4 separate regions of the Homo sapiens genome follow, and all the other regions are linked to region 2. Evidence: chromatin contacts called from ENCODE Hi-C or POLR2A ChIA-PET data. All regions are on one chromosome and are shown on one strand. The core of a region is the stretch at or near the end of the contact, and the rest is flanking DNA. Distances in the headings are between cores, read along the strand shown. Region 1 holds the start of NEURL1 (neuralized E3 ubiquitin protein ligase 1). Region 2 holds the start of BORCS7 (BLOC-1 related complex subunit 7). Region 3 holds the start of ARMH3 (armadillo like helical domain containing 3). Region 4 holds the start of GBF1 (golgi brefeldin A resistant guanine nucleotide exchange factor 1).

Region 1 (5,516 bases), core at 2,940-5,439, 640 kb after region 2:
ATGGGAGGGTGCTACCTGTGGTAGCCAGGGATAGTTGTGGCTGTTTCCCATTTTAAGGTTAATTTCTCTGCCTGGAGGGAGGTGTCATGCCATTGACTAGGGTGGTCTCAATTCAGGGGAGTCCAGCTTGGCCTAGAGGCGCCCCACTTTTGTCTGCCTGAGGAAAGGTCATCACTCTGGTTGGTTCTGAACTCAGTATCCAGAGGCTCAGGGAAGGGAGTAGACTCTCAGTTAAATATGCTATTATTTTATCAACGCGGTAACTCTTCAAGACTTGAATGGATCTGGAAGCTATGGAGAGAGAGAAAGAGGAAGGGAGGTAGAGAGAGGCGAACCAGGCAGGAGCGGACAGCCAGGGTGGGAAGAACAGAGGTTGCAAGGAGAGAAAGTGACCAGGGTGGGAAGAAGCAGAGAAGGAAGGGCAGGGGGAAAGACGAGAGGGGGTGGGAAGGGGGTAGAGAGTGAAAGAAACCAGCAAGGGCCAGGTGCGGTGGCTCACTCCTGTAATCCCAGCACTTTGGGAGGCTGAGGCGGGCGGATCACTTGAGGTCAGGAGTTAGGGACCAACCTGGCCAACACGGTGAAACCCCATCTCAATTAAAAATACAAAAATTGGCTGGGCACGGTGGCTCATGCCTGTAATCCCAGCACTTTGGGAGGCCGAGGCGGGTGGATCACGAGGTAAGGAGATTGAGACCATCCTGGCTAACACGGTGAAACCCCATCTCCACCAAATATGCAAAAAATTAGCCGGGCGTAGTGGCAGGCACCTGTATTCCCAGCTACTCAGGAGGCTGAGGCAGGAGAATGGCGTGAACCCAGGGGGCGGAGTTTGCAGTGAGCTGAGATCGCGCCACTGCACTCCAGCCTGGGTGACACAGCGAGACTCCGTCTCAAAAAAAAAAAAAAAAAAAGAAGGAAAAAAAATTAGCTGGACATGATGGTGTGTGCCTGTAGTCCCAGCTACTCGGGAAGCTGAGGTTGGAGAATTGCTTGAACCTGGAAGGTGGAGGTTGCAAGATTGCAGTGAGCTGAGATCGTGCCACTGTGCTCCCACTGGGCAAGACTCTGTATAAAAAAAAAAAAAAGAGAAATCAGCAAGAAGAGAGCAACAGGGAAGGAAGGGAAGGTGGGAGTGGAGCTGCTGTTGAAGGAAGCTTCCTCAGGTCCCTGCCTGGGGCCTCCCTCTCCTGCATGCCTGTGTGTGCACTCACAACACCTACGCATGCACATACAAGGACACAGGTGTTCGCGAAAGTGCACACGTGTGCACTGACACCCACCCCCTCAGGCACTGCCCGCAGAATCTGCACTGCTGGGTGTGTGGGTGTTGCCACGGTGACTGGTGCTGGAGCATCACCTTGTGGGTATTAATAGCTTCCCCTGAAGCCATCAAAACAGTGACTTCATCAGCCCCAGTCTCCCTGGCAGTTTCCTTCTTCCTCTTCCCTTCCAGGATGGGTCTGGGAAGGGTCTTCTGGATCAGAGCCACCACCCAGGCACCCCACCCCTATGAGCTGCCTTGGGGAAGGATGGCAGGAAGGCCTCTGAGTTCTGCCCAAGGTCTGGGGGTAAGGAGACTGCTGGCCTTCTTTAACCCTCTGAGCTGGGTCTACCCTAAGTCCCTGCCAGGGAGGAGTTGCTGGGGCACAGGACTCCTCAGAAGGGCCACGCTCAACTTCTCTGAGTCCTATGCAGCCACACCAACCTCCTCTAGGTCCCTTCCTGGCCAGAGACCTAGTTGACTCTAACAGTGGTGTCCCCTCTTCCAGTACAGAGCTCCCTGAAGTACTAGGGTGAAGGTAGAGAGGGGCCTAGGGCGTGAAATATAAGAGGACCTAATTCCCAGGCTCGCGCAAGTGCAAGCTTGGTATCTGCATGAACTTGAGAGTTGGCGCCTTCTTCAATTTTGCGCCAGGGATGCCTTGGCTACCTCATCCTATCCCAGCCCTATTGATACTCCCATCAGCTCCTCAACCCTCAGTTCCCTGCCTTTGTCCCTGACGCCTCTCACCTTCCTTTGGGACTCCCTGGGATCACGCTGCCCTGAACTGCAGAACCTGGGCTGCCTCTGGACTCAGGTGAGCATCCGCCTCTGGCCTTCACTTCCCTCCTTCCCTTTGACGTCTTCCTCTCTCCCCTGCTTTGCCCATAGCCCCAGGTCTAGGCCATGTGGGGCCTGTGACATCCCTTTGTCAGGCGCGGTGGCTCATGCCTGTAATCCCAGTACTTTGGGAGTCCGAGGCAGGTGGATCACCTGAGGTCAGCAGTTCAAGACATCCCTGCTGTGCTCTACCTTTGGGGCCTCATCCCCTCCCCCATTCCCCTGCCCACACCAGGCTTCCCTGGAGCCACCGTCTGTAAATCCTAGCTAGGCCCTTGTACTTCAAACACACTCTAGCAGGATGAGTCTCAACTATGCAGAGTCCTCATATTTGTTCTAACTTGTGAAAGGCCTGATTCTAGTGGCCACTCACAGTGACTTCATTCCGGCAGATTTCAGGGGGAATATAAGTGTGTGTGCTTGTATAGGTGTGAGTGTGTGAGATAGTGTAGCGGTGTGTTAGCACATGTGTGAGTGTGTTGCCATTAAGAGCCTGTGGATTTCTGATGCATGAGTCATTAGCTGGGAGTGAGCCTTGGGAAGATACTGCCCATAAATAAGACAGCCATCCCTGACCTGCTGTGGCCATCTGCAGCTGCCTGCACACGTGATCCTGGGCATCTGGGAGGCTGGAGGCCGGGTTCGGGGCTGCCTTTCCCTCCAGATTCCAGAGAGACAGTGGCTGTCACAGATATTTCTAGCTTGCCTGGAGTCCCAGACATTTAAGGGTAGAATGCCTGGAATGGGGATGGAGAGAGGAGAGTAGGAGAGGAAAATAAAGGGTGGTTCAGGAGGCTCTGCCCCCAGGGATCTCAGTGGAGCCTCCTGGCCCACAGTGGGAAGCATGCATTCCACAATTATTTTCTGAGAATCTGTCACATGCCAGGCATTCCCCCAGTGGGTAAGGACACCCTGGTGAACACGACTGACCTGTGCTCTCCCCTCACAGAGCTTATGTTCTAGCAGGGAGGCAGAAGATAAACGAGGAAAGGCTACTTGTAAACAAGTTCCATATAAAAGCTATGATGAAAATAAAATGGAATATTGTGGAAAGTGACTGACAGTGGAGGGGGTCCTTTAGTTGGGGCAGTCAGGGAATGTCAGGACACGAATTGTGCCTAGATAATGAGGAGCTGCCAAATGGAGACTTGGGGGAAGAACCTTTATTACAGAAAAGGATACATGAGATGTCCCCCTGCCCACCCATGTCTTCACTGGACTCTGGATCTGAGTTGCTGAAGCCAGAGCAGGGAGCTAGAGATGACTTAGAGGAGCAGGAAGTCTGATTCCCTGGGGGGAACCTTGGAACATCTTCCATCCCTGATAGACCAGGAGAGATGCCCCGGGTCCAGGAAGGAGAAGAATGACTTCTGTTTCCCTTCCTGAAGGCTTCTTGGTGCAGTGTTGAGCTACAGGAAGGCACTAGCCACATGAGCAGGGCCCTTGCTGAAACCCCCTTCCTCCAGGAAGCCTTCTTTGACTGCCATAGGCTGCAGAGGCTCCTCTCCCCCACCTTGTTATAGCTAACAGAACCACTCAGTTCAGAGCTGGTGGTCTTCTGATGATCTGTCCCGGAGATCTGTTCCCTCAGCTTGGCCAGAGCTCCAGGCTTGTGAGTCTGGTCCGCGGGCATTCAAAGGCCCTCAGTGGCATCTGTGCATCAGTGAGACTGCCCGGGGTTCCTGCTCTGAACCCTTGCCCTAGTGCCCCTAGCCTGGCTGAGAACGGAGGGTCAAGTGCCGGGGTTCTAATCTCAATTACTTTATCCAAGCATCCGCTCGCTCATTTACATGTTTCCCTGGGCTCTCCACTCTGCGCCAGGCCCGGTACCTGGAGCTAGGGAAACCGAACATTAGTGCTGGCTCGCCCGCCCCCGCATCCGGGGAGCTCGGCGTTCTCGCGGCCCTGCTCCCCTTGTTTTCAAGTGCAAGTTCCATGTTTCCGTGCTGGGAATAAGGCCAGCCCCGGGTGCCACCATACTCGCCTGATGTCTTACCCCGACCCGCGCCGCCGAGAGCTTGCGGCTACGGGAACGCGGCGCGCCCCGGGGCCACATCTGGCCTAGCGGGCGCGCGCGTGTCACTAAGACGCTCATTCACCGGCGCAGCTGTCACCATAACAACCGGAGCGAGGGAATCCTGGAGACTGCCGGGGCGGGGGGCGGGGGCGGCGGTCGCAGGAGGGACCCGGCGCGGGCGGGACCGCGGCGGTCGGGGGACACCAGCTGCGTCGGAGCGCCCAGAACGCCCCGCGCTCCGCCGAGCCCCGCTCCACGCAGACCCGCGGGCGGGAGGGAGCCACGCACATCGCCGCCGCGGCCGTCTCCGCGGGGCGGTAACCGAGCCTGCCTCGGAGCCGCCGAACGCCCACGCCAGCGACCCTGACTCTATGGCCCCGGGGGAGCGCGCCGGAGCCGCCGCGCCGCCCACCCCCAGCCGGAACCCTAGCGTCCCGGGGAGCAAGCGGGGAGCCCCGGGCGTCCCCGGCCCCGGCCCAGGGCCCTGCTTGTGGCCCCCGCTCCCGCCACGGGGCATGGGAGGCAGGTAGCCCAGCCTGCGCCAGGACACCCGTGGCGGGCGGAACCCGCCAAGGACCGCGAAGTCCAGAGAAAGGAAGCTGAGGAGCTGCCCGCCCGCCCCCGGCTGCAGCCCCAGCAGGGCCCTCCCCCGGTGGCGCGCACCCGCGCGCGCACACTCGCACACCGCACCTCAGCGCCTGCCCGGCCTCGCCCCCACCCGCGAGCGCCGAACCTCCTGGGGCCGGATGCCATGGGTAACAACTTCTCCAGTATCCCCTCGCTGCCCCGAGGAAACCCGAGCCGCGCGCCGCGGGGCCACCCCCAGAACCTCAAAGGTAGGCTCCCCGGCCGAGCGCTGCTGGAGGACTGGGGCGCAGGTGGAGGGCCAGGGAGGTGTGGTTGGGGAGGGCGGGCAGACGCCACCTGTTGTGCGTGTCTGGAGGCCGGAGATGCACCTCTGGCCGTGGAGTGGGCTGGGGGTGGAGGGCAGCCGGCGATGATGGTGATGGAGGATGGCGTCCCGCGGGGTCTGCGCAGTTCTGTCTGCTGGCACTGGGAACGTCACTGGAGTCCCCTCAGGCCATGGTCTTAGGCGAGCCTGAAGAGATGGGAAAGGATGTTTGCCAGGTCGATAGGGGAGTGGGGAGTGAGGAGGGAAGCTTGGGTCGTCCGTGTCTCCAGGGAGGCACCTCGATGGGTCTCCTTTCCATCGGCCCTAGGGCTGGAGAGACCAGGCTGGGAGCACTAGTTGCATTTCCAATGGGAGGGTTTTAAAAATTCAGGACAGGATTACAGCAGCCTGGAAGAAAGGGTCAGAGCTGCTGGTTCCTGGGGTCCTTTGCAGCCGTTGGGTTTTTGCATCCATTGAATTAGTTTGATTTCTGGTTTTCCCAA
Region 2 (5,905 bases), core at 2,585-5,084:
TATAGAACATTCCATCTTTTCCTAAGTTTGTGGATGTGGAGCAACTGGAGTGGCATACACTGCTATCGGAAATGTAAAGTGTTAAACCACTTTGGAAAATGGTTTGGCAGTTTCTTGAAAACTGAAACACTTACCATATGATCCAGCCATTCCACTACTAGATAGTTACCCAAGAGAAATGAAAACAACCCACATAAAGACTTGTGTACAAATGTTCATAGCAGAATATTCATAATATTCCAAAAGTGGAGGCCAGGTGTGATGGGCTTATGCCTGTAATCCCAGAACTTTGGGAGGGCAAGGCAGGAAAATCACTTGAGCCCAGGCAACATAGGGAGACCCTGTCTTTACAGAAAAAATTGTAAAAATTAGCCAGGCATGGTGGCATGAACCTGTAGTTCCAGCTATTCCGGAGGTTGAGGTGGGAGGATTGCTTGAGCCTGGGAGCTTGAGCTGTGGTTATGCCATACACTCCAGCCTGGATGACAGAGGAGTGACTCTGTCTCAAAAACAACGACAAAAACCAAAACCAAAAAACAACAAAACAAAACAAAAACCCAAAAGTGGAAACAACCCAAGTGTCCATCAACAAGAGAGTGAATAAACACAGTGAGAACTATCCATGCAGTGGAATATTTCTCAGCAATAAAAATGAACAGGCTAGTTATATGCACAACAACATGTCAAATCATCATGCTGCAAGAATGAAGCCAGACAAAAAAAGACCCCCCTCCCCTCAAAAAAGCCTGTATGATGCTATTTATTTGCCATTCTAGAAATGCAAATTAATCTATAGTTCCCAAAAGCAGGGCAGTGGTTGCCCGGGTGAGACAGAGAAGGAGAGATGGACTTTAAAGGGCACTTGGAAACTTCTGAGGGTGATGAAATGTTTTGCATCTTTTTTTTTTTTTTTTTAATTGAGACAAGGGGCCGGGCGTGGTGGCTCATGTCTGTAATCCCAGCACTTTGGGAGGCCAAGGTGGGCCGATCATGAGGTCAGGAGTTCAAGACCAGCCTGGCCAACATGGTGAAACCCCACCTCTACTAAAAATACAAAAATTAGCCGGGCGCGATGGTGCGTACCTGTAGTCCCAGCTACTTGGGAGGCTGAGGCAGGAGAATCGCTTGAACCCGGGAGGCGGAGGTTGCAGTGAGCCAAGATCACACCCGTGTACTCCAGCCTGGGTGACAGGGCAAGACTCCGTCTCAAAATAAAGTAAATAAATAATAAAAATAAATAAATAAAATGAGACAAGTTATCGCTATGTTGCCCAGGCTGCTGATATTGAACTCCTGGCCTCAAGCAATCTTTCTGCCTCGGCCTCCCAAAGTGCTGGGAATACAGGCATGAGCTACTGCTCCCACCCTGTTCTGTATCTTAATAGTGGTGGTGGTTCACAGATGTATACGTCTGTCACACTCATCAAATCGTACACTTTAAAGAATGTGGTTATTGTGCAGGCCGGGCGTGGTGGCTCAACGCCTGTAATCCCAGCACTTTGGGAGGCCAAGGCAGGTGGATCACCTGAGGTCAGGAGTTCAAGACCAGCCTAGCCAACATGGTGAAACCCATCTCTACTAAAAATACAAAAATTAGCCAGGCGTGATAGTGGGCACCTGTAATCCCAGCTACTCGGGAGGCTGAGGCAGGAGAATCGCTTGAACCAGGGAGGCAAAGGTTGCAGTGAGCCAAGATCGTGCCACTGCACTCCAGCCTGGGTGACAAAGCAAGACTCCATCTCAAAAAATAATGTTGTTATTGTACATAAATTATAACATAAATTCATGCACATAAACTCAATAAAGTTTATTAAGGACAAAAAGTAAACAGTAAATGAGATTCAACGGAGACATATGAATCTAGACACTTGGAAGAGGAAGTAATGTTGATATTGAATACAGGTAATTTTGAACAAAATTTTCAATACAATAACATTCTCACATCTTTTATTAACTAAAAAAGAAATGGAGCTACTTGAAATATTTTATTTTTTTTTTGAGACAGAGTCTCACTCTGTCGCCTAGGCTGGAATACAGTGGCATGATCTCGGCTCACTGCAACCTCTGCCTCCCGGGTTCAAGAAATTCTCCTGCCTCAGCCTCCAGAGTAGCTGGGACTACAGGTGCCCACCACCACGCCCGGCTAATTTTTGTATTTTTAGTAGAGACGGGGTTCCACCATGTTGGGCAGGCTGGTCTCGAACTCCTGACCTCAGGTGATCCTCCCGCCTCAACTTCCCAAAGTGCTGGGATTACAGGCGTGAGCCACGGCACCTGGCCTACTTGAAATATTTTACATATTAATTCACTTACAAGGTGGTTACCATCAGTTTGGTATTAATACAATAAAGAGGTTATCAATAAAAATTACTAGTGATGTTGAGCATTTTTCACATTTATCAGCCAGTTGATTTTTTTTTTTGAATTGCCTACTTGTGCCTTTTGCCAATTTTTCTATTAGATTGTTTTTCCTTCTTCATTTGTTTACAGGCCTATCTGCCTCATCAGCCTGGGAGTTCCACAGAGACAAGAACTGTATTTCATTTCTTTCTCTATCCCCAGCCTAGTACAGTGTCTGGTATTTAGTTCATGAAATGTTTGTTAAAATTGAATGGAATGAGGCCAGGTGCAGTGGCTCACGCCTGTAATCCCACCATTTTGGAAGGCCAAGGCTGGTGGATCATTAGATGTCAGGAATTTGAGACCAGCCTGGCCAACATGGTGAAACCCTATCTCTACTAAAAATACAAAAATTAGCCGGGCCTGGTGGCAAGCACCTGTAATCCCAGCTACTTGGGAGGCTGAGGCAGGAGAATCACTTGAACTCAGGAGGCGGATGTTGCAGTGAGCTGAGATCGAGCCACTGCACTCCAGCCTGGGCAACAAAGCGAGACTCCATCTCAAAAAAAAAATAAAATAAAATAAAATTAAATAAAATGAGACAAGTTATCGCTATGTTGCCCAGGCTGCTGATACTGAACTCCTGGCCTTGAGTGACCCTTCTGCCTCGGCCTCCCAAAGTGCTGGGACTACAGGTGTGTCACCATATGGATAGGTTGGCCTTGAACTCCTGACCTCAAGTGATCCACCTTGGCCTTTCAAAGTGTTGGGATTACAGGCGTGAGCCACCACGCCTGGCCCCTTGTCTCAATTAATCAAAAAAAGGCCTAGGCAACAGAACAAGACTCTGGGGAAAAAAAAATATATATGTATATATATATGTGTATATATATGTATATATATGTATATATGTGTATATATGTGTATATATATGTGTATATATATATATGTGTATATATATATGAATGGAATGATATTCTCATAACCCCTTGGAAACATTATTACTTCTGTTTAACAGATGAGGAATATAAGACAGAAGCTGAGTAATTTGCAGCCACACACTGCTAAATGGTAGCATTGGGACTGTAATCCGGGCCTTCTGATTCTTTTTAATTATTTGTATTAATTTTAATTTTATTTTATTTTTAAAGAGATGGAGTTTCGCTATGTTGCCCAGGGTGGTCTGGAACTCTCAGGCTCAGGTGATCCTCCTGCCTGGGTCTCCCAAAGGGCTGGGATTTCAGGCGTGCGCCGCCATGCCCTGCCGCAGGCTTTCCGATTCTGAACCATAGAGTCAATGAAACTGTCCTCCATCCCCTCCAGAGATGTTTGCCTGGACCCTGTTTTCCTCAGGATATCAATGAATAGTTCATGAGTTTAGTGAGCAAAGGTCAACCTCCATCAGGCGCATGCGTCCCTTCCTTTTCCCATGGAGGAAGAGACGCCTCTTTTCCTTCCGCTTTGCTTGTCTTTTGGCCCCGGCGACTCACCATCGTCAGTGCGCAACCGTTCGCTAACTGAAATGATGGCGACTGGAACGCCAGAGTCTCAAGCGCGGTTCGGTCAGTCCGTGAAGGGGCTTCTCACGGAGAAGGTGACCACCTGTGGTACTGACGTAATCGCGCTCACCAAGCAGGTGCTGAAAGGCTCCCGGAGCTCCGAGGTGAGCTGGAAGTGGACTCTCCCGGCCTGATAGTCCGGGGAGTCGCAGTCTTTCGTTGCTGTGGGAAGGAGGTCGCGTTGCATCTTGGGAATTGTAGGCTGTGAAGTACTTGCTATGAGTAGGTCTTCTTCGCGGAGGCGCGTGTTGCATTCTGGGGTGTGCAGTCTCTTTGGTTAGGGACAGTGTGTGAGGGTTGGGGGAAGAAGCGATGCCATGGGAACCTGTGCTTTAAAACAGCTCTTTGGGAGGCCGAGGCGGGCGGATCACCTGAGGTCGGGAGTTCGAAACTAGCCTGACAATCATGGAGAAACCCCCGTCTCTACTAAAAAATAATAATTAAAAAAATATATAGCCGAGCGTGGTGGCACATGCCTGTAATCCCAGTTACTTGGGAGGCTGAGGCAGGAGAATTGCTTGAACCTGGGAGGCGAATTATATATATAAGTATTATATATTACGTATTATATAATATATATACGTATATATTATATATAATGTGTATGTATATATTACATATATAATATACATATATATTATATATAATATATGTAATATATATTATATATATTTTCAACTAGAGGTGTTTATAGTTAACCACCTGTAAATATTCAACATATTCATCATAATAAACGTACATTTATTTAGCATTTTATATATGCTAGACACTGTTGTCTTTTATGGAGTTTAATTCATGAAGTCTTTAGAATGACTAATTGAAGGAAGTACTTTTCCTTTTTTTTTTTTTTTTTTGAGACGGAGTCTAGCTCTGTCGCCAGGCTGGAGTGTAGTGGTGTGATCTTGGCTCACTGCAACTTCCGCCTCCTGGGTTCAAGTGATTCTCCCGCCTCAGCCTCCTGAGTAGCTGGGATTACAGGCACGCACCACCACACCTGGCTATTTTTGTATTCTTAGTAGAGATGAGGTTTCACCATGTTGGCCAGGCTGGTCTCGAACTCTTGACCTCATGATCTGCCTGCATCAGCCTTCCAAAGTGCTGGGATTACAGGCGTGAGCCACCGCTCCTGGCAGCATTGCTTCTTGAGCAGTCTCCACATAGCTATTTTGTTTGATTAGCTGAGAATTTCATGTGTAAAAAACTCATTCCACAGTATTCATTTAACAAATACTTATTGGGTGTCTGCTATGTGCCAGGAACTGCTCTAGGTACACGGAATAAACAAAACTAAATCCCTCTACTTGGGAAGTTTACATTTTAGTGAAGAGACAGACGATAAACAAGTGAAACAGAAAAAAATCAGGTGGTGGTAAATCCTGTGAAGCAAAATTAATCTGGGAATAGAGAGTGATGAAAGGGTTAATCTTTGTTTGTTTGTTTGTTTTGAGACAGAGGAGGAGTCCCACTAGCTCTGTCACCCAGGCTAAAGTGCAGTGGCCCGATCTCGGGCTCACTGCAACCTCTGCCTCCTGGGTTCAAGCGATTCTCCTGCCTCAGCCTCCTGAGTAGCTGGGATTATAGGCGCCTGCCACCACACCCAGCTAATTTTTGTGTTTTTAGTAGAGATGGGGTTTCACCATGTTGGCCAGGCTGGTCTCAAACTCCTGACCTCAAGTGATCCTTCCCGCTTTGGCCCCCTAAAGTGCTGGGATTACAGGCATGAGCCACCACACCCGGTCGAAAGGGTTAATCTTAAACAGATGATCAGGGAAGGGGTCTCTGGGGAGAGAGCCTGTGAGGAGAAACACACTGACATTTGCCCACAGCATAATGAGTGGTTATGACTCATAGGCTTGTCTCTTGCATGCCTGCGCTTCTCCTCCTCCATTTGAGTTGTGTGCTTAGTGAGGGTCCATTGTGTTTTTTTCTAAACATCATGTGTCTGTGGGCTGGGCGCAGTGGCTCATGCCTGTAATCCTAACACTTTGGGAGGCCGAGGCAGGATT
Region 3 (5,623 bases), core at 2,732-5,231, 800 kb before region 2:
ATAAGATAAAGTCCCATAATCATCTTCTTCCCCCACTCCCCCGCCCCACCGAAAGACAGTCTCCCTCTGTTGCCCAAGCTGGAATGCAGTGGCACAATCACAGCTCACTGCAGCCTCAACCTCCTGGGCTTACACGACCCTCCCACCTCAGCCTCCTTAGTAGCTGGCACTACAGGCTCACACTGCCACACCCGGCTCATTTTTGTATTTTTTGTAGAGACAGGGTTTTGCTATCTTGCCCAGGCTAATCTTGAACTCTTGAGCTCAAGCAATCCACCAGCCTCGGCCTCCCAAAGTGCTGGGATTACAGGCATGAGACACCTTGCCTGACCCCATAATCTTCATAAAGGAAGCCCAAAAGGTACCTGCAATCTTGCAAAGTAAACTGATTTCCTGCTACTTGAATAACACTTATTAAGACCTTATAAATTACATAAGCATAGTGTAAGACAGAAAGGGACCAAAAAATTACTAAATTACAGTCCCTGCCTTGAGAAGCTCACTATTAAGTGGAGGAAGTGCATAATCTGCTACTTCCTTATAGACAAATAAAATAAACATTTTTTTTTCCCCAAGACTTTTTTCATATATGCCCTCACTCAAAGCTGGTGCCAATACATTAAGCTCACCAGGTCTCTCACTTCCAGCTGCCTACTAAGGTCTCCATCGGTACATCCTACAAGCAACCTGAGCTCGGCATACCAAACCATATCCCCTATGCCTCTTTCCATACCCTAACCTTTGGAAACCTGCTCTACTTTTTCTAATCCATATCCTGTCAATGAAATCCCCATACATCCACTCTCTCAAATTAGAAATCCTAGCCCACTCTCTTCCTAAGAAGTTGAATCAATCTCAGAAGTACAGTATTTCCAAAATCCCCTCCTCTTCATTCCCACAGCTACACTTTCTTCAGACTCTCAGTCAATTGCAACAACTCTAATTAGTCTCACTGCCTCATTCTTCATTACTTTAATCTGCATTTCTGTCACTCCCTAACTTAAAAAAAACTCCTCAGAAGCTAAAAAAAAAAAAAAAAAAAAAAAAAGAGAAAAAAATTCCAATGACTCCCCACTTTCTTTTCAGTCTCACCTCCTAGCAGTTTCCCCACCACACATCCTGTTTGGGACAAATTTCTGAGATTTAAAATAATTTTTTTTCCTCTCACATCCTCACCAAGCCTTTGCAAGTACTGTTCTCTCCAAATGAAATGCCTTTTCTTTTTCAGAGATGGGGTCTCGCCATGTTGAGCCAGCTCGTCTCAAACTCCTGGGCTCAGGCAATCTACCTGCCTAGGCCTCCCAAAGTGCTAGGATTACAGGTATAAGCCACCAGGCCGAGTAAAAATGCCTTTTCTTACTTGTGCAATCTCCTACTCATCCTTCAACACCCAACTCAAGTATCTCCCCCCTGCAAAGATTTCCCTGACTCTCCCAAGCAATGGCAGTATTCCCATTACACTGTATAAATTTTTTTTTTTTTTTTTGAGAGGGAGTCTCGCTCTGTCGCCCAGGCTGGAGTGCAGTGGCACCATCCCGGCTCACTGCAAGCTCCGCCTCCTGGGTTCATGCCATTCTCCTGCCTCAGCCTCCTAGTAGCTGGCACTACAGGCGCCCGCCACCACACCCGGCTAATTTTTTGTATTTTTAGTAGAGACGGGGTTTCACCATGTTAGCCAGGATGGTCTTGATCTCCTGACCTTGTGATCCGCCGGCCTCCGCCTCCCAAAGTTACATAGTAAGTGCTCAATAAATGTGTTGAATAAACAGTTCACCCTTATATATCCTGGATCAATTTTTGGCCATTTTCCCCAAATGTTACAGATTCCTAAACTGTGCTCAGTGTGAGATTCCAAATTTCATAATGACTGCTTTGAGGTTTTCACCTTGTTTTAATTATCCAAATGTTGAACAAGTCGGCTGGGGGCAGTGACTCACTCCTGTAATCCCAGCACTTTGGGAGGCTGAGACGGGTGGATCACGAGGTCAGGAGTTGGAGACCAGCCTGGCCAATATGGTGAAACTCCGTCATTACTAAAAACACAAAAATTAGCCAGGCATGGTGGTGCGCGCCTGTAGTCACAGCTACTCAGAAGGCTAAGGCAGAAGAATCGCTGGAACCCGAGAGACGGAGGTTGCAGTGAGCCAAGATCATGCCACTGCACTCCAGCCTGGGCGACAGAGCGAGACTCCGTCTCAAAAAAAAAAAAAAAAAGTTGAACAATAAATTGTAATACCTAAAAGTCCAATGAAAACACCTTAAAGGCTTCTCTAGTCACTGAAATGGGTATTCCCCCTTTACAGTCGTAACAAGAGGGATCCCTCTTTCCCTTGACTGTGATCTGATATCCTGAAAGTCTTCACACAGAAGCTATTGTGCACACAAATCCAACTTAAGGTACACCCAAAATAATTCCAATCCTGCTAAGTTACGGGCAGGGACACAAATCATATTTACCCTAGTTTACAAAGCAACTAAAGGATAGCAAAGAAAAAGCTCTCACTAAGCTCAAAACTTTTTCTGGCCGGGCGCAGTGGCTCACACCTGTAATCCGAACACTTTGGGAGATCGAGGTGGGTGAATCATCTGAGGTCAGAAGTTTGAGACCAGCCTGGCCAACATGGCGAAACCCTGTCTCTACTAAAAATACAAAAATTAGCCGGGCGTGGTAGCTCACGTCTGTAATCCCAGCTGCTTGGGGGGCTGACGGGGAAGAATCGCTCGAACCTGGAAGGCGGAGGTTGCAGTGAGCCGAGATCACGCCATTGCACTCCAGCCTGGGCAACGAGAGCGAAACTCCGTCTCAAAAAAACAAAAAACAAAACAAACAAACAAACAAAAAAAAAAAGGCCGGGCGCGGTGGCTCACGCCTTTAATCACAGCACTTTGGGAGGCCGAGGCGGGCGGATCACCTGAGGTTGGGAGTTCGAGACCAGCCTGACCAACATGGAGAAATCCCGTCTCTATCAAAAATATAAAATTAGCTGGGCGTGGTAGCGCAAGGCTGAGGCAGGAGAATCGCTTGAACCCCGGAGGCAGAGGTTGTGGTAAGCCGAGATCGGGCAACTGCACTCCAGACTGGGCGACAACAGCGAAACTCCATCTCAAAATAAATAAATAAATAAATAAATAAATAAAATAAAATAAAAAACTTTCTGGAGAGGAAGAACTGCGGAGGGTCGGATGATCCAGTGACATACATTTGGGTATGGCCCAAGTTTCTGCTTCCCCATTCGCCAGGGGCAGCACGCCTCAGCTTCTCCTTCTCCAGGGGACCAGGTTTCTCTCTACTTTTTCCTTCCCTATACCCTCCTGGGAACAGGTTCCTTTCCTGGGCTCTCGCCGAGTAACCCAAAGAAAACACAGTAGCTTCACTGATTCCGTGTGAAGAGTGGGTTAAAGCCTGTCAGAGCCTGGAGAGGGACAGGACTGGAGCCCTTCCGGGACACCTGAAGACTTCGCACAAACCCGCTTTCCTCTATCCCTGAGATTCTCAGAGGTGCCTTGCCCTACGCCCGCACCCCAGGACCAAGAACAGCAGGAGAGGAAGCTCTCGGGGCAGCTGGCGGGGTCAAAGGTCAGCACCTCGGAAGCCAGAAGGCCCCGCAGGGATGCGGGAGAGGGACGTGACCGGGACCGTGTGGTCCGAGGGACCGGCCGCTGGAAGAGCGAAGCCGTTTCTCTCTAGGCTCGGCCGCCCCCAGGCCCAGCCCTCCCCGGCATACGCAGCTTCAGCAGCCGTCCTCCCTCCCTCTCCCCTCGCGTCCTCGTCGTCCCCGCGGCCAGCGCAGGCCCCGCCCCCAGAACCGCCTCGGGGCCAAGGCCTAGTATGGCAGGACCCGCAGGGTTGGTCAGGTTCGAGGACCGGGCCGGGCCTGGCCGCCGCCGCTTACCGAGCCCGCGGCTCCTCCTCTACCACCCGCGCCGTTCCCGGGCCCGCTCGCTCTCGACGCCACCGACGCTGCCGCTGCTCCGGGCTCACGGGCGCGCTCCCGACCTCCCCGACCCTTCCCGTGTCCCCGCGCCCCGCCGGGTCCTAAAGCCCGGCGCGCAATGGGTTAGTCCACGCCCGCTTCCTGAGACCGGCTCAGACCACGATTCCCAGCAAGCATCGCAAAGACTACAACTCCCGAAAGGCATCGCGAGAAATAAATTCGCAGTGGACTTGTCTATTGAGGGCCTACTGGGTCGCAATAGCAGTTTTCCGAAACATGGCCGACTCTTTGACCTCAGCAATTTTACTTCTAGGAATACATGTATCCTCTAGAAATACTGGCGAAGTTTGGAAAGATATATTTTCCAAATGTGTATTACAACTTTGTACGTGAAAGATTGAAAACAAACTCATTCTTTCAACAAATACGTGTGTGCCTGATAAGTGCAAAGTAGCGTGTAAAGCTCTATTAACTTGGCCAGAAATCTATTTTCTTTTCTTTTCCTTTTTTTTTTTTTTGAGACAGGATCTTGCCCTTGCCCAGGCTGGAGTGCCGCAGTGGCACAATTACAGCTCAGTGCAGCCTCCACCTCCTAGGCTCAAGCAGTCCTCCTGCCTCTGCCTCTGGTAGCTGGGATTACAGGCACGTGCCACCACTCCCTGCCTCTGAGTCTTTGTTTTCTTTTTTTTTTTTTTTTTCGAGATGGTGTCTCACTCTATTGCCCAGGCTGGAGTGCAGTGGTGCGATCTCGGCTCACTGCAACCTCTGCCTCCCGGGTTCAAGAGAGTCTCCTGCCTCAGCCTCCCCAGTAGCTGGGATTACAGGAGTGTACCACCACGCCCGGCTAATTTTTGTATTTTTTAGTAGAGACAAGGTTTCACCATGTTGCCAGGCTGGTCTCAAGCTCCTGGCCTCAGGTGATCCACCCGCCTCTGCCTCCCAAAATGCTGGGATTACAGGCGTGAGCCACCGCACCCAGCCTGAGTCTCTGTTTTTTTATACACAAATGGAAGGTTTAAAAAGATGTGCTATAACAGCAAGAATACTATTAAAAAGAAAAAACAAGTAAAAAAAATAAAATAAGCCAGGCGCGGTGGCTCACACCTGTAATCCCAACACTTTGGAAGGCAAAGGCGGGTGGATCACCTGAGGTCAGGAGTTCGAGACCAGCCTGGCCAACATGGTGAAACCCCATCTCTACTAAAAATACAAAAAATGGCCGGGCGTGTTGGCAGTCCTCTGTAATCCCAGCTACTCGGGAGGCTGAGGCAGGAGAATCGCTTGAACCTGGGAGGCGAAGGTTGCAGTGAGCCAAGATCGCGCCATCGCACTCCAACCTGGGCGACAGAGCGAGACTCCGTCTCAAAACAAAAAAGAAGTGGAGAAGAGTTCTGTGGGCGGCAAGCCACCCAGGTGCCGAGTCAAGAGACCGAAGACACAAGCTGTTCCAGTATAATAAAGAAAATAATTAAAATAAGAATAGCTATATTAGAAATAGAATATAGATGTGATTATATATGAATATTAGTAATCATTAGTTTGTAGCATTACTTTTATTAATAACTTATATTTTACAATTATAATTTAGGAAAACCAGGCCATACAGAGTTAGGAGCTGAAGGGACACGGTGAGAAGTGACCAGAAGGCAAGAGTGTGAGCCCTCTGTCACGCCCAGACAGGGCCACTA
Region 4 (5,698 bases), core at 2,968-5,467, 610 kb before region 2:
GAATGGTCAAACACTCACAGTGCGTCCTGCAACAGGCAGACTCCCAGTAGCGGCGGCTGCGGCGGCGATCTAGAGGGCAGGCAGGGGCCAGGGGCCGGGCACCCGGCCGGAGTGGGGGCCGCCCCCCTGCTCCCGGGCCGCCTCTCCGCTCGGGCGCTCCTGGACTCTCGGAGGGAGTGAGCCTCACCGCGTACTGCCACCCCCAGCCGGCGCCCATTCACTTTATGGCAGACCAGGGCGCCCCCAGCCCGCCGCGGCGAGCCGCGCGCGTCAGGCCCCGCCCCTTTCCAGCTGCCCTGCTGGGGCTCCGCCCTTTCCAGCTGTGGATCTCCAGGCCCCGCCTTTGAGGGAGGGGTCTGGCCGGCGAGACGCCAAGAACCCCGCCCTCTGGCCAATCAGAAGCGCTCTTCAGCAACTCGGCCGCGCCCCTCCCCACGTGGCAGAGACCGCGCTCCGGCTAGGACGCTTAGGCAGAGCCAAGTGGGCGAGAGTAGAGTGGTCCCGGTAGCCACGGGTAAAAGGGATCGGCTGGCAGCGAAGTGGGTTGGGCCGCTACCCCGAGGAAAGTGGATCGGCGCCAGGTGGGAAGGCGCACGGGGCCGCCGGGTCTCAGCGCTCAGACTTCTCTGCCACTCAAGTTTCGCCGATTTTCTCCACTTGTCGCTGTCCGTCTCTCCTCCCTTTTGTCTCTGTTCCAATCCTCCCACGTCTCGCCTTTCTTTCCTCTTCTTTCTCCTCAGCCGCTTCGCTCCTGCTGTTTACCATTCTCCTTCCTCTGCCACTTTAAAAGACTCATTTCTCTTTCTCTCTGCTCCTCTTTCCTCATATCTTTCCTCTTCTTCATTTCCCCCTTCTTCTCCAAGGAAGGTGACTTCGTGGAGACAGCAGGGTTTGGAATGATACAAACCAAAGTAGTATTCCAACGCTGCCACGAACTGCACCATCACTGAGTGAACTTGGACGAGTAACTATCATCTCCCTCCCCGCGCAAAACAATTAAGAGGAGGTTCCTGCTGGATCTCAGGGCTTGGGCTGGGCACTCCAAAGGCATTGCCTTTCAGTCTGTACCCTTGTCTTGCTTAGGCTGTGCTCTCCCTCCTTCAGCAGGGCTGGTTTCCCGCTGGTGGTACCAGGTTAAGTCCTGTGGGCAAGGTGTGGCCTTGGTGCCTGCTGGTTAGGAATTTGCAAGGGACAGGACAGATGACCAAGGAACATCCTGGCAGACTGTGACTTCGGCCCTCTCTGACTTAGGCCTCAATTTCCAGGAAACAGGCTCCTTCTCTTCTCCCAGTTAGGCTATGTTGCTTGGGTGCTCCGAAGAGCCTAAGCCCAGGCCAAACACTGTGGCTCATGCCTGTAATCCCAGCACTTTGGGAGGCCGAGGCGGGCGGATCACAAGGTCAGGAGATTGAGACCACCCTGGCTAACACGGTGAAACCCCATCTCTACTAAAAAATACAAAAAATTAGCCGGGCTTGGTGGCGGGTGCCTGTAGTCTCAGCTACTGGGGAGGCTGAGGAAGAAGAATGGCGTGAACCCAGGAGGCAGAGCTTGCAGTGAGCTGAGATCGCGCCACTGCACTCCAGACTGGGCGACAGAGCAAGACTCTGTCTCAAAAAAAAAAAAAAAAAAGAGCCTAAGCCCAGTCACACAATATGCCCCTAAGGCAAATCTGAGCAGTCATGTCTTGACTGTTCAGTGACTCCCATTGCCCTTAGGATAAAGGTCAAGCTCCCTAGCCTGGCATACAAGACCTTCAGGACCTGACCTTGTCTTCATCTCCAATTTCCTAGTAGTGTCCTGCACACCTCTGGCCCTTCCTGTGAAAGTAACCCATCTTTATATTGTCAATTCCTACTCCTCCAATGTTCCACTCAAGTCTTATTTTCTCTGGGAAGCCTTTTCTGAACTCTCAGTTTAGCCCCTTGCTCTCATGACCCTCAGTGTATACCTTCTATTACACCACCCACCATATTGAAGGGATCAGCTTATGTGTTGTCTGCTATGATAATAAAATTTAGGAGGGTAAGGACCATGTCTGTTATTCCCAGGCATAATGTAGAATCTCAATAAATGTCACACTGAAATCTATGAGGAAGATGTTCTGCCTGGTAAGATGATGATTAGTGGTTAGGAGGGACTAGGGAATTGTCATCTCTCTCCTCCCCATCTCTATTGCACAATCACATGCTTTTAGAATGATGAATTTCTGGAGGTATGTAGAAGTAGATATTGGCGAGCAGAAATTTTTGGCCCACTTAGAGGATTTTCCAATCGGCTTTCCAGGACCTCTCAATCTGAGACAGGCCCAGGACACCAACTCTCAGTTTTCAAATGAAGAGGAAAATGGCTTTGAGGTAATGTGGAAAGAGGTGCTATGATGGTATATCCTCTTTCCCTGACTCTCTTTGGGTGATAGAGGCTAGATCCTCAGCTGGACCCACCGACCAGAAGCCCAATGTGCAGGTGTAGGAAGTTACTGAGGGGTTCTTCACGTCTGATATCTGATGGGTGCTTTACACTAGAGCATCGTGGCCAGGTGTGGTGGCTCACACCTGTAATCTCAACACTTTGGGAGGCTGAGGCGGGTGGATCACCTGAGGTCAGGAGTTCGAGACCAGCCTGTCCAACATGGTGAAACCCCATCTCTACTAAAAATACAAAAATTAGCCTGGTGTGGTGGCAGATGCCTGTAATCCCAGCTACTTGGGAGGCTGAGGCAGGAGAATCACTTGAACCCAGGAGGTGGAGGTTGCAGTGAGCCAAGATCACAGCACTGCACTCCATCCTGGATGACAAAGCAAGACTCTCTCAAAACAAACAAACAAACAAAAGACAAAAAAACAAAACAAAACAAAAAAATAGCGCATCGTAGCACACGGATGGTCTTTGGATGTCTGGTTTTGAGACTACTTTCCTATGTGGTTAGTTATAGAGCTTCCCTGGACTTGGGTCGTCCATAATTGGGAGGATGTATGGAAAGAATTAGGTATTTTTTTTTCACTGCCTCCCAGCAGCTTCTCCAGGTCTGCAGGGACACTGGGGCTCTAGTGTCCCAAATAGGCTGGGAATTTCATGATTCAGTCTCCTAGGAGAAAACCCATCCTCTTGTCCTCTTCTCACGCATTCTCACTTCCAGGTAATACAGGTAATTCTAAATAGCTTAGTAACCTCTATCATCTCTTGCAAGGGGAGGAGGCAGCTGGGGGCAAGACAGTGAAAACAGGTGGGCATCCAACCCTCAGGCCCCTTAGCGTTTCTAAGGCAAACAAGAAAGACTTCTGTTTCCTATCACTGATGAGGTGGGCTAAGCTGCGTATTTAGCCTGGTGGATAAGGCCCGTCAAAGGCTTGGTATGAAAGGCAGACCGGGAGTCAAAGCCCGATATACTAAGGCATAAGAGGTGACAAAAGGCGATGAAAAGAGTTGGCCTGGGGGTGAGGAGACCCAGGGGTTCGTCTCTCTGCTCTGCTATTTACTAATTATGTGAACATGGGCCCAGCCTTCCACCCTGGGGCTGTTTCCTATAATGTAAAATGAAGAGACTTAAATTAGATATCCAGGGCTTCTGCTACGTCCCATTTTCTCTATTTCTGGATGATGGGAGTGGGGCAGAGGACGCTGAAACAGAGTTGGGACGTGACAGACATAACTGTGAGAAGCCACGACAGGGAAGGTGGACAAGAGGGCGAGGAGAGCAGGGTGTGGAATAGATCGCTGGACTTGTTTTTAGAATGAAGGGAGCCCAGAGCTGCCTCGAAAAGGAGTGATTCCTCAAGGGGCATGGTCTTGGCCCAGGTAACTTTGATAATACGTGGACAGGGGAGTAGGGATGCCCGCTCAAGTTCTCAAAGCGGACCCCGCCCCTTTCCAGCCAATTGTAGCCTTTTTCCCCATAATGCCCAGCAGCCACTGCCAAACCGCGCACTGCAACCGAACTCTACCTAACTCCACCTCTCTAGCCGCCCAGCCCAGTTCCTCATTTTTTATTGGTTTTTTAAACTGTCACTCAGAGAGTACTCGTATCCGTTGGTTGTCCCCTAACATACCCTTTCTTTCCCTTGTAATCGCGCTTCTTTAGGCACTACCCGCCTCCTGAAGCCAATTTCCTTTATTCGATTGGATAGTCGGAATGCTACTTTTCACGGTGCAAAGCTATGATTGGCTGCGCGCGGCAGGGCTCGCGCAGTTACCAGGCAGCGGGCTAGACTGAGGCTAGTTACCACGTCAGTGAGCTGACAGGGAAGGTACCCGGCTCTACTGCCCGTCCCGGACGACTCATCCTGGCGGACTGTGCAGTCCCACCCTGACTTCGGCCTCAATTTCCAGGAAACAGGCTCCTTCTCTTCTCCCATCTGCTACCAGAGCCGGGAGAGCTGCTCGGAGACGCCTCCGGGGTGCGGGCTGGACATGAGCAGCGGCTGCCGGTCCTGGGACTAGGCCCCGCCATTTTGGATCCGCTGACAGGTCAGCGAAGTCTCTTCCTAGAGTTCCGGTGTCGTGAAGGCCGCCCTGACATCGCAATAGGGAATTAGTGGGAAGGGCCCTTAAATTGGGCGAGCCAAGGTGGGCTAAGGACGCAGCGGACAGGAATAAGACGAGGGAAGGGTTGTTGTGGGAGGGAACAGGGAGGTATGCAGGGGCAAAGGTCATGCCTCTGCCGCAGGAGGGGCGATTTCTGCTCTCATTACTGATCCTTTGCAGGTGCCCAAATCTTCTGTTTTCCCAGGCTTGACCTAGTATTTAGCTTCTCCTTTCCAGCGCTTTCTGCATCCTGAAGAGCCCAGTACTCAAAAGCTGAAAGCAAACCTAAGGAGCATTGTGTCTACTTTTATGGGTTTTCAGACTTTAGATGTGAAAGTCTCTCTAGATTCTGTACAGCGTCTACTTCTTTGTGATTGCCTCACTAATACAAAGGAACTGCTTCATTAATAATGATGAACTAGTGCACCCTAGAATCAGGTTGTCAGCAGAGGGACGTGTGGAAGGCTTGAGGTTATAGCAGCGCAGGGAACTGGGCTATGAGAAGGCTTCCCTCTTACAGGACAGCTCAGCTGCCAGTCTGGGTCTGTATGTAAACACTATACTTATCTTCTGGGCCTGTTTGTTCCTTTATACAATCTTTCACAGGCATTCTTTTGTAGTGTATGTTTTTGTTGACATTTTTCTCTCAGATCTTCACTAAGGAGATGAGGCTTAATCATAAGGAAACCACTCTATTATGACATATTTGACTGACAGCAGAGAGAGATATTTGAATACTGGCAAAGTTTGGTATTGTCGGCCTATTATGTTTAGTGGGCAAAAAGAGTCATGAGAGATTTTCAGCCAATTGTAGGGTCAGAGCCCCAGAGTGAATGATGGAACATAACCCTAGAGAGTAGTTTATGGCACTGTGATGACCTTTGATAAACTGCTGTGTTGTAAAGCTATAAAAGTCCACCAAGGGTAACGAATGCTTTTAGAAATAAGGAATAGTGTAGATGGTGTTTTTTAATGCACAATGTGGAAACTTGTGCATTAATTCAGGTATAAAAGGCACTCTAGGCCCTGTGGAGGATACAAATGGAAAGGTCTGCTTTGGGACTGCTCAGTTAATGCACTTCTTAAAAGTAGTAGCATGTATGTGCAGTGGCCTAGCTAGAGCATGTAGTAGGTTAAGAGCAGGATCAACCTAATACCTTTTGGTATGTAGTGG

What was found. A loop is a pair of places that touch in the nucleus more often than their neighbours do. ChIA-PET counts read pairs that join two places held with the same protein, here RNA polymerase II (POLR2A). Pooled maps may share reads with other maps.
Region 1: a loop to region 2 is called in a pooled map, with 2.4 times the contacts of the local background. The contact joins the promoter of NEURL1 here to the promoter of BORCS7 in region 2. A Hi-C loop is called at or near these places in 1 of 168 maps with a recorded cell type or tissue (naive thymus-derived CD4-positive, alpha-beta T cell) and 4 of 50 pooled maps.
Region 3: a map of CD4-positive, alpha-beta T cell shows a loop between it and region 2 (4-fold over the local background). The contact joins the promoter of ARMH3 here to the promoter of BORCS7 in region 2. A Hi-C loop is called at or near these places in 1 of 168 maps with a recorded cell type or tissue (CD4-positive, alpha-beta T cell), 1 of 37 single-sample maps with no recorded cell type and 7 of 50 pooled maps.
Region 4: a map of naive thymus-derived CD4-positive, alpha-beta T cell shows a loop between it and region 2 (26-fold over the local background). The contact joins the promoter of GBF1 here to the promoter of BORCS7 in region 2. A Hi-C loop is called at or near these places in 1 of 168 maps with a recorded cell type or tissue (naive thymus-derived CD4-positive, alpha-beta T cell) and 7 of 50 pooled maps. POLR2A ChIA-PET finds 5 or more read pairs at or near these places in 1 of 52 experiments (T-cell).

What each region holds. Positions count from the first base shown.
Region 1 is chr10:103,489,516-103,495,031 of GRCh38, forward strand. NEURL1 (neuralized E3 ubiquitin protein ligase 1) reads left to right here and starts at 4,190. Exons shown (of 6, transcript NM_004210.5): 1 at 4,190-4,957. The coding sequence starts at 4,873. NEURL1-AS1 (NEURL1 antisense RNA 1) reads right to left here. Exons shown (of 4, transcript NR_120675.1): 3 at 5,046-5,220. RefSeq lists silencers at 1,100-1,169, 4,399-4,548, 4,559-4,688, 4,769-4,868 and an enhancer at 4,535-5,084.
Region 2 is chr10:102,850,425-102,856,329 of GRCh38, forward strand. BORCS7 (BLOC-1 related complex subunit 7) reads left to right here and starts at 3,835. Exons shown (of 5, transcript NM_001136200.2): 1 at 3,835-4,003. The coding sequence starts at 3,863. It overlaps BORCS7-ASMT (BORCS7-ASMT readthrough (NMD candidate)), which reads left to right and starts at 3,786. Exons shown (of 15, transcript NR_037644.1): 1 at 3,786-4,003. RefSeq lists enhancers at 3,355-3,868, 3,851-3,910, 3,869-4,381, 3,981-4,170, 5,178-5,905.
Region 3 is chr10:102,052,192-102,057,814 of GRCh38, forward strand. ARMH3 (armadillo like helical domain containing 3) reads right to left here and starts at 3,982. Exons shown (of 26, transcript NM_024541.3): 1 at 3,894-3,982. RefSeq lists a silencer at 3,682-4,071.
Region 4 is chr10:102,241,315-102,247,012 of GRCh38, forward strand. GBF1 (golgi brefeldin A resistant guanine nucleotide exchange factor 1) reads left to right here and starts at 4,218. Exons shown (of 40, transcript NM_001377137.1): 1 at 4,218-4,467. It overlaps PITX3 (paired like homeodomain 3), which reads right to left and starts at 198. Exons shown (of 4, transcript NM_005029.4): 1 at 19-198. RefSeq lists a silencer at 60-349 and enhancers at 3,966-4,025, 4,226-4,675.